Regions from separate parts of the Homo sapiens genome. Here region 2 is linked to region 1. Evidence: read pairs that join two places in POLR2A ChIA-PET (ENCODE). Cell type or tissue: GM12878. All regions are shown on one strand. Links, peaks and the distances in the headings refer to the core of each region. The heading gives the core; the rest is flanking DNA.

Region 1 (5,193 bases), core at 1,051-3,550:
ACATTTTTAAAACAAGTCCTAAATTCAAAGGACTTCCGTGGACTTCAAACGTGTCAAATATTTGCAAGATATTTAATAATTTGTTTTTCACTATATCAATGGGAAAAATATATATATATTATCATTTGTTGAGTGTTGTGTTTATCACAGGCCCTGTTGTACTACATATGTAATAAGAACTAACATTTATTTATCAAGGGCTTAATGTGCATGAAGTGTTGTTCTAAATGCTTTGCATACATTAATTCACTTAATCTTCACTACAACCTCATGAAGTAGGTGCAATCCTTATTATAGATAAGGAAACTATCTTTAATACAGAAGAATTAACTAACTTGCCCAAGAACACAGAGTTAGTAAGGGAAGACCTGGCATACAAATACAGTTTGACAAGCCCAAAGCCTGCATTCTTAAATTCTATACTTTGTTACCTCCCAATGTTATCTGTAATCCCCACCACAAAACTATAATTTTGGTATTGTTACACCCATTTTATGAATAAGGAGACTGAGGATTGGAGTATTGAATAGAAAAATCCAGTAGAATCTAGTAAGTAGTAAGACTAAGGCTCAAACCTAAGTTCATTTGGATCTAGACTGTATCCTCTATTCACTTTGTCATTCTGCGTAATGCTAGACTTGGTGAATTCTCAGCTGAAAGAACGGCCATGTATAAATATACAATTTAGAAAAATGTCCCTATTGTTACACCTCATGATTTTATCCTTCACTTTGACCTGTTCACATTGATCTTATGTAAATTCACACAAGGTATGCCCATTAAATGTACAAATAGCAAATTTTGAGATCGGTATATGATGATCATGTCCTAATGATCTCCAGCTAATATGTTTATTTACAGCATAAATTAAAGATTGAAAATCATCTGAACAAACTGGAAAGATAGACTGAAACTGTCAAAATAGAATTTAATGGAGATAACTATATATTTATACAGTAGTTTTATAAAAATGAGTTGTAATGTCTGGAAGAAGGGATCCTGAATTTTTAGTATTTGTTGTGTAACGCGCTCATAGTAATTAAGGAAAAGATTTTCTGAAAGGATATTAGAAATTCTCATAAAATCAATTTGTGCAAAATACAGCTAGGACTCACAGAAAGAAGAAAATCACCAATTGGCTATGCTTTCCGAATCTACTTTTCTCTGGATGTATGATCTGTTCTCCTCCTGGGAAACCAGATTCCACTGTAAGCCTGTCATATTCTACTCCACAATAACTTCAGTTTGAACATACCCAGCTCTGTTTGCTAAGAGATGAGTCTGGTTTGAATAGCACAGGGCTTTAAAGCTCTAGTTACACTGTCTAACTGCGGTTTCTGTACCTCTAGTTCAAATTAATGAGCGTAGTATCTTCCCAGATCCAATAAGCTATTGCCAGAAAAAGGAGGTTATTTGGTACAAGCATGACCTCTATGTCATCTCTTTAGAAAGGAATCCCAAAAGTGGAAAAGGACTACATGCTCAAAATAATTCACCAATGTGATAAAACAACTGAAACTATCATAGATAACAATAAAACAAGTGGAAACCAGATGAGTACAGTAATACTCTGACAGGGCAACAATATTTGAATCACATTTGAAGAGACGTGAACAAACTGTAGCAAGTCTAAAAATAAGAAAGATAAAACTAATAAAGTAGTCTGAAATAATACCATGTGCAGAAAGAAACAAGGATGTCACATAAAGAAACCAGAGATATTTATAAGGACACCTTTACAAAAAAGAACAGATCTGGCCTTGAGTTTTCAAAAGATATAATGTGAAATGCAGCTACTCTACTTGATCTATCATAGCTGGCTGAAGTCTAACAATCAACAAGCTTCTGTTCTCCCACACTACCCTCACCTTTCTTCTAGGACTCCTAGTAGGAGGATGCTAAGTTTGGTTCTCTATCTGTATTGTGGGTGAGAGGGGCTGTTTGTTTGTTTTAGAGACAGGGTCTTGCTCTGTTGCCCAGGCTAGAGTGGAGTAACATGATCATATCTCACTGTATCCTCAAACTCCTGGGCTCAAGTATTTGACCTGCATAATAAATGTCTACGCCTCATGCCACTAGGTGGCAATGTGGGTGTTATACTGAAAAGATCACAGATGGTTCACTTTGCAAGTAAAACTGTAAATGTTCTTAAGTGTGCATTTCTGCTGCTTCTGATGGGCTGAAAATCCCCTTTGATTTCTAAAGTAAATGTAGAGACGTTTTAAAAATAAAGGACTCCTTTGTCCAAGATATATTCCGAAATCCTCCAACAGAGACCTGTGTGAGCTTCTGCTGCAGTAATAATGGTGAAGATCCGGCAATTTTTGTTGGCTATTTTGTGGCTTCAGCTAAGCTGTAAGTTGGGGAGTTTCAGGACATGAGATATTTTTCAAAATTCTGGGGAGGGGAGAGAAGGGACTCCAAGTGGCTAATCTGGAGGCCCTCCTGAAAATGTGTAAAGAAATGTGTATAAATATTGCAATAATTGTAATATTCTGTATCTGATGATGTCTTTGAGAACAGGTGTAAGTGCCGCCAAAAATGAAGTGGAGCAGAGTCCTCAGAACCTGACTGCCCAGGAAGGAGAATTTATCACAATCAACTGCAGTTACTCGGTAGGAATAAGTGCCTTACACTGGCTGCAACAGCATCCAGGAGGAGGCATTGTTTCCTTGTTTATGCTGAGCTCAGGGAAGAAGAAGCATGGAAGATTAATTGCCACAATAAACATACAGGAAAAGCACAGCTCCCTGCACATCACAGCCTCCCATCCCAGAGACTCTGCCGTCTACATCTGTGCTGTCAGACACAGTGCTCCCCAGGCACCTGGAGCCCGTACCTAAACTCTAAAGTTGAGGCATCATTTCTTACTCCTGTCTTTCAGACTTGTCTGTCTCTATCCTTGGTCAGATGATGTAAAATGTTTAAGTTTTTAAAATATAATATTCTCCCCTTCTAGACCATCTCTCTTCTCTACAACATCATCACCAATTATGTTAACCAGACAGTATGTGATTTTTATCTTGAAAGTAAAATATACAGGGTATAAAAATCCCGATTCTGCTACTTATTAACTGGATGATCTTGACAAAGTTACTTAACTTCTCTGTGCTTCAGTTTTCCCTCAGCTATAAAAAGGAAACAGTGTTAGCCATGGTACGTAACCCCAATTGTGGGGATTACATGAGGTAATATACACAAAGGGCTTGACACATTTCCTGGCACGTAGTGTTACATAAGGGGTATCAATTATTAGTATTAGTTTTAGATGTACCATGAGTTTGCTAATATTCACTATGGATTAATACCACAGATCATTGGAGAAGTATGTGGAATATAAATAATAAGCACCTTATAATAATTTTAGTTTTTAGATTCTTTCCTAATGATGTCCAGCACTTGGCCTTTTTAATAGTGTTAAGAAAAACAGGGAGTAGCTGTAGAAAACGTAATAGAAGGATGACTCTATGGTTTGGTTTGTGGTGTGGAAATGAAAGACTGGTAAGAGATGTTTCTGAGGAAGCTCAGCTGCTTCTTTGGAAAAAAGGACAGGTTCTAAGTTTTCATGTGGAGATCTCTAATGGAAACTTGCATTTGTGGAAATTCATGAAGCAAAATATCAAACCCAGTGTATCTAAATCAACGGTTCTGTATATCCCCCAAGGATTCTTTACATTACTATTCCCAATCCCAGTGGAATTCTTATATCAAAACAAGTTTTATGATTATAATTGTTCTTATTACTCAACAACATCAATCACATATATTAAATTACAGCTACATTCTTTTTTAAAATCAAAGGCTTTTTAAATCAAAATACTACCTGCACATATCTAAAAAGCCAATAGTATTATAAAGGTCTGTTCCTTCCTTAGCCCATCAAGAAAACAGAAATACCATGCTCTACCCCCACCTTCCAATTCAAATCCATTCTAGCAATTTCTAATTAATATGTATATACTCTTGATTTATCATTATTAAGCATTATCTATTGACTTCCTTCTATGGCAGCATGCAAATACTCTCACTTTCTCAACATAGTTATATATATATCATAAGCTGGGGTTAAATAGACAGTCAGTGCATATATGATTATGACCACATGAATATTGCCACTGTCCAACCAAAATGACAACTATGAGTATATATCCTTTCTGGTACAACGTATTTTCTTAGTTAATAATTACATTTTTTTCATTTATTCTATGTCAATGTGCTATTTTTTCTAAGTTCTTCAACACAGTCTTAAAAATATTTATTAATAATTTCTCTCAAATGCTTCAAGCACCTTAATTTCTTTTTTTTCCCCTCAAGATTCCCTTTCCTTTGACCTCCATTGTTTCTCTGTGTGAACTGATTGCTCTATAAGCATAAATGTGATTCTAGACATTTTAGTACCACTCTCCCAAGTTGGCATTCTTGCATTTTGGATCTCATATCTTCATTTCCCAAAGACAAATACTAGAGAGAAAAAAGGGAGAGGAAGAAGAAGGAGAAAGAGAAAGGAGAAAGAAACACTCTTGGGCTCACTTTTGAACAATGAGAGAAACAAATGAATAAATGGTTCCTGCCCTCCCCCATGCCCTGCAGGAGGAAAAGTCTGCGGCATATTCCAAAAGACTCTTCAGAAGGTCATGCCAGGATCAGGCACCAGTCATGCACATGGTGGCCAGCTCCATTATGCACCATTGCATTGGCTCTCTCCACTACCCAAATTTGCTCTCTTGATCCCTCACTCCTGCTCCATGAGATCAGTTCCCAAAAATGCCCTGCATGCAAACCTTTATCTCAGTCTCAGCTTTTAAGGGAATGTAAGCTAAGACATGCCTTTTCTCCCTGTGAATAGAGAGGACACGGAGCCAGAAGACACAACCCTGCCCGTCTGCTCTCAGTAGTGCCTCATCCCCTTCAAAAGCCCTAGATACTGGCCTATGCAGCTGTCCCAGGGACTACTGACCACAGCTTCTCTATCGGTGATACATGTTCCTGGCTTCCTGTTTTTAAGAAGTACTGGACACACCTGTGTCACTTTCCTGAAAGAAAGAGTGCTGAGATTGGAGGGTCCAAGTGGAATTACAGGCTGAGACAGAGAGAAGATACAGGAGATGCTGGCCCTAACAGAGAGGGAAAACAAAACAAAACAAAACAAGAAACTATTCTTATGAAATAAAATAAAAAGTCTCCCCATCTGAG
Region 2 (5,193 bases), core at 1,846-4,345, 470 kb after region 1:
CTGTCGCCCAGGCTGGAGTGCAGTGGCGCCATCTCGGCTCACTGCAAGCTCCGCCTCCTGGGTTCACGCCATTCTCCTGCCTCAGCCTCCCGAGTAGCTGGGACTACGGGCGTCCGCCACCACGTCCGGCTAATTTTTTTGTACTCTTAGTACAGACGGGGTTTCACCATGTTAGCCAGGATGGTCTCAATTTCCTGACCCCGTGATCCACCCGCCTTGGCCTCCCAAAGTGCTGGGATTACAGGCTTGAGCCACCGCGCCCGGCCTGGAAACTCTCTACACCTTGAAATCACAATTTCACCCTGGCTTCTTTGATACATTATTTCTTCCACTCTCCCTAGGTGCTGTTATTTCTCTCAGATAGCAGATGGCCTTCAAATTATTTTACCTTTCAGACTACAGAAACCTTTTACTCCAGGTGCAGTGGCTCATGCCTATAATCCCAGCACTTTGGAAGGCCAAGACGTGAGGATCACTTGAGGCCAGGAGTTGGAGACCAGCCTGGGCAGCATAGCAAGACCCTTTCTCTACAAAAAAATTACAAATTAGCTGGACTTGGTGGTGCACACTGATGGTCCTAGCTACTTGGAAGGCTGAGGTGGGAAGGTCACTTGAGTGCAGGATTGAGCCCATAACCATGCTACTGCACACCAGCCTGGGCAACAAAGCAAGACTTCGTCTCAGAAAATAAAATAACATTTTTGACCAGGCGTGGTGGTGGCTCACACCTGTAATCCCAGCATTTTGGGAAGCCGAAGTGGGCGGATCACCTGAGGTCAAGCGTTCATGACCAGCCTGACCAACATGGCAAAACCCCGTCTCTACTAAAAATACAAAAATTAGCCAGCCGTGGTGGCGCACGCCTGTAATCCTAGCTACCTGGGAGTCTGAGAGAGGAGAATCATTTTGAACCCAGGAGGCGGAGGTTGCAGTGAGCCGAGATTGCACCACTGCACTCCAGCCTGGATGATAGTGTGAGGCCCCGTCTCAAAGAAAGAAAGAGAGAGAGAGAGAGAGAGAGAGAGAGAAAGGAAAAGAAAAGAAAAATATCTTTTTTTTTTTTTTAAAGACAGAGTCTCGCTCTGTCGCCCAGGCTGGAGTGCAGTGGTGCGATCTTGGCTCACTGCAACCTCCGCCTCCCGGGTTCATGCCGTTCTCCTGCCTCAGCCTCCCAAGTAGCTGAGACTACAGGCGCCCGCCACCAAGCCCAGCTAATTTTTTGTATTCTTTAGTAGAGACAGGGTTTCACCGTGTTAGCCAGGATGGTCTCGATCTCCTGACCTCGTAATCCGCCCGCCTCGGCTTCCCAAAGTGCTGGGATTACAGGCGTAAACCACCACGCCCAGCCAATTAAAATAAAAATTTTAAAGAAACAACCAATTCGCTTACTCAGGTGTCATGGGTGAGAGCCTCTGTAATTGCAAAATTTTGACTGAGACAGTGAAAGAGATCTAACTTAACTGACTCCATCTTGCTTCTAACCTCCAAGCTGCCTTTATTCATTCCCAGGCATAGGCTGAACTAACTTTGGGAGAAACTTAGTTTATAATTTAGACAAAGAGGATAACAGCCCTTTCCCAAAGCAGACCTCCTTCTTGCCTGGGGACTAGATTGCCTTTGTAGGACTAACATTAGCCACAAGATTAGAAATTATGGTTTAGGGCTGGGCACGGTGGCTCATGCCTGTAATCCCAGCACTTTGGGAGCCATAGGAGGGCGGATCACCTGAGGTCAGGAGTTCAAGACCAGCCTGGGCAACATGGTGAAAACCTGTCTCTACTAAAAATAAAAAATAAAATTAGCTGGGTGTGGTGGCGTGCACCTGTAACCCCAGCTACTAGGGAGGCTGAGGCAGGAGAATTACTTCAACTCGGGAGGTGGAGGTGGCAGTGAGCCAATATCACACCACTGCACTCCAGCCTGGGTGACAGAGCAAGACTCCATCTCGAAAAAAAAAAAGAAATTATGGTTTAGGAGTCACGCAGCTGGAAGCTACAAGATTCTGACCTTCCCTAAACTGCTCCTAAGATCAGTGCTTGAGGTATTTTGTAGACCCTGCTCTTGGTGGATCAGCTGGCCCCCACCCAGATCAATAAACTGGCTTAGCTGATCTTGTGGCCCCCACCCAGGAACTGACTGAGAGCAAGAAGACAGCTCTGATTCCCTGTGATTTCATCTCTAACTAATCAGCACTCCTGGCTCACTGGCTTCCCCTGACCCACCAAGTTATCCTTAAAAACTCTGCTCCCAGAATGTTCGGGGAGACTGATTTGAGTAATAATAAAACTCCGGTCTCCCGCACAGCCGGCTCTGTGTGAATTACTCATTATTGCAATATCCCTGTCTTGAAGAATTGGCTCTGTCTAGGCAGTGGGCAAGGTGAACCCCTTGGGCAGTTACACCTCTGGCAAGAAGACACACCAAATGCAATCCCTGTGGGTCACTGGATCAGAGTCCTCCCGCTCTCCTTCCTGGAACTCAGTCAGCACTTTGGTCCCTGTGGCTCTGACCACTCTGAGGGAGCAAGCAGGCAGTTTGTACCAGGAGGGTCTTATAGTAACAACCCCGTGAGTCCCTTCTCCAAGCCGTGTAAATCCAATCCTTATTGGTTTGCTTAGCTAGGGGTCAGTTCAAGTCCTCAGGTACCAGATCTCAAGCCTGAGTGAGCATCAGTACCACCTGAGGAATTTGTCGACCCACAACTTCAGGGCCCCACACCCCAGAGGTTCTGATGCAGGAGACCTGAGACAGTTTCGCAGGCTAATCTGAGGATCTGCTTCTCTGGGTGTGTTTCCTTAGGTAATCACCTACGGAAATAACCACACACAGAGCAGCTGTATCAGAACAGTCGCAACCCTTTGCTAACTCAAGGCTCCTCTATCCTGGCTGCAAACTAGCATCACTTGACGAGCTTTAACAGTCCAGTGCTCAGGCCCCACCCAGACCAATGAAGTCAGAAATTCTGGGGTGGAACCCAGGCATCGGCATGTTTTTAAAACTCCCCAGGTGACTCTGAAGCATGGTGACAATTGAGAACGGCTTTTCCCACCTCTAGTGACACAAGACCCTCATCAATTCTCCTCAAAAGCAATTTTTCTGCTTCCTTAATTCTCGTTCTCCAAGCCAATTCTCATCTCATTCTTCTCCCCAGTGGTTCAGATTTATGTAGTCAGGGAGTGGGAGTGATGAGTATTGTTTTCTTTCTTTCTTTTTTTTTTTTTTTTTTTTTTGAGACAGCGTCTCACTCTGTTGCCCATGCTGGAATGCAGTGGCACAATCTTGGCTCACTGCAGCTTGGACCAAATGGGCTTAAACAATCCTCCCACCTCAGCCACCTGAGTAGCTGGGACTACAGGCATGCACCACCATGCCCAATTAATTTTTTTTTTTTTTTTTTGTAGAGACCAAGTTCTCCAGACTGGTCTCCTGAGCTTAAGCCATCCTCCTACCTCAGTCTCCCAAAATGCTAGGATTACAGGTGTGAGCCACCGTGCCCAATCTGAGTATTGCTTGCTTGCTTTCTTTCTTTCTTTCTTTCTTTCTTTCTTTCTTTCTTTCTTTCTTTCTTTCTTTCTTTTCTATTCTTTTCTTTTCTTTTCTTTTCTTTTCTTTTCTTTTTTAATTGAGACAGAGTCTCACTCTGTCGCCCAGGCTGGAGTGCAGTGGTGCAATCTCGGCTCACTGCAAGCTCCGCCTCCCGGGTTCACACCATTCTCCTGCCTCAGCCTCCCGAGTAGCTGGGACCACAGGCGCCTGCCACCACACCCAGCTAATTTTTTGTATTTTTAGTAGAGACGGGTTTCACCATGTTAGCCAGGATGGTCTCAATCTCCTGACCTTGTGATCTGCCCGCCTCGGCCTCCCAAAGTGCTGGGATTACAGGCGTGAGCCACCGTGCCCGGCCTTGTTTTCTTAATTCTCCAGATGATTCCAATCCACAGCCAGAGTTAGGACCCACTGCTGCCCAGCATCTTCCGCAACCTCCTCTAGGCTACCTGCCCAGCTTCTTCTGAGGCAGAGAGAAAAAGAAAGGAACATAGAAACATAGAACATAGAAAGGAAGAGAGCAAGGATGAGCCCCCAAAGGGACTTGATGATCAAAGCAGCATAAAGGTCTACCCCTTCACTGCTGGTCAAGAGTTTGTTCCAAAGTTCACAACAAACCCACACTAGAACCCAAGGCTCTGATGAAAGCCTATTTCTTGAGGTGAATATGGGCCAGAAAAGGTAAGTTTCTTCACCTCCACCCTCAGATGGCTCTTGGGAAAAGCCCTCTGAAAAAGGCAACTAGCTTCCAAGTAGAAGGTTCAAAGGGCAAAAGTCCGTTGGGGGGCCCAGCATCTGACTGTTCCACCTCATTAGCCACAAGTACATGAGATCAGTCATTCTGGTACCAGGAGAAGCTGCACGAGGACACCTGGCCAAAGCTCTCAGACACACAGAGATCCAAAGTCCTTCACAGCCCACAGCGGCTCTGGCAGACTCAGGGTAAGCTGTCTGCCCCCTTCCCACAGCAACCCTCAGCCCCCACCAGCACCCTGAAAGGCAAAAGCACGAAATACCCTTCTCAGCCAAGTTGAACCTGGAATCATATCTTCTGTTCATTCATCCAGCCAACATTTATTGAAGAACCCACTACATGCAATTCACTGTGGCCACATGTGTATGACACGAAGAATCTTTGCCTGATCCCTGAAGAACAGTACTCTGTAAACAAAGAGCCCTGAACTGCCAGGTACTGCTGACTCACTGGTACAGGGGACATACTGAAGGCATAGATGGTAAAAATGTCCTGGTAGTGTCCTGAATGGCAAAACAACTAGGTCTCAGTGTGGGCAAGTGTAGGTAAGGCAAGAACAGTCATGTCCACCTGTGAACAGTGGGCCAAAACACCTTGGCTCTGAGGAAAGGACAGTCGGGTGGAGCTGGACTTCTGGACACCTATCCTCTTGCTGAGAGGAAAGTTCCACCTCTCTTGCAAAACAGAAAGAAAAGGCTCAGCCCTCCTTTCTGATCCCTGAGCTATTGTGAAGTAAAATGTAAACTGCTTTTAAGTCATCCAAAGACAGCATGCGGAAGGTAAAGCTTTTAGAAATCAATAAGATGCATATGATATGAATATAACTTGCAGTAATAGATACTATTTTTAACTGACAACTGTGTGCCAGGTCACTATGTACTTACACCTATCTT

The links. ChIA-PET counts read pairs that join two places held together with the same protein. Peaks named below come from ENCODE experiments on the same cell type or tissue, not always from the same donor. Only the 100,000 strongest peaks of a DNase experiment are listed, where the experiment ranks them.
Region 2: POLR2A ChIA-PET joins it to region 1 with 8 read pairs; 1 of 35 experiments calls an interaction of 5 or more read pairs at or near these places.

Annotation. Positions count from the first base shown.
Region 1 is chr14:22,317,885-22,323,077 of GRCh38, forward strand. It overlaps TRA and TRAV41. Among named protein-coding and RNA genes, the nearest start is that of TRD-AS1, 160 kb to the right of the region's middle. In GM12878, for the core only: CTCF peaks have their summits at 2,070 (motif pointing right) and 2,652; a DNase peak (open chromatin) is centred at 2,107.
Region 2 is chr14:22,791,869-22,797,061 of GRCh38, forward strand. All of the region lies in intron 2 of SLC7A7 (solute carrier family 7 member 7), which reads right to left. Among named protein-coding and RNA genes, the nearest start is that of SLC7A7, 21 kb to the right of the region's middle. RefSeq lists an enhancer at 4,646-4,715. In GM12878, for the core only: no CTCF peak of the experiment used is centred there; a DNase peak (open chromatin) is centred at 2,863; H3K4me3 peaks cover 758 bases; H3K27ac peaks cover 2,271 bases.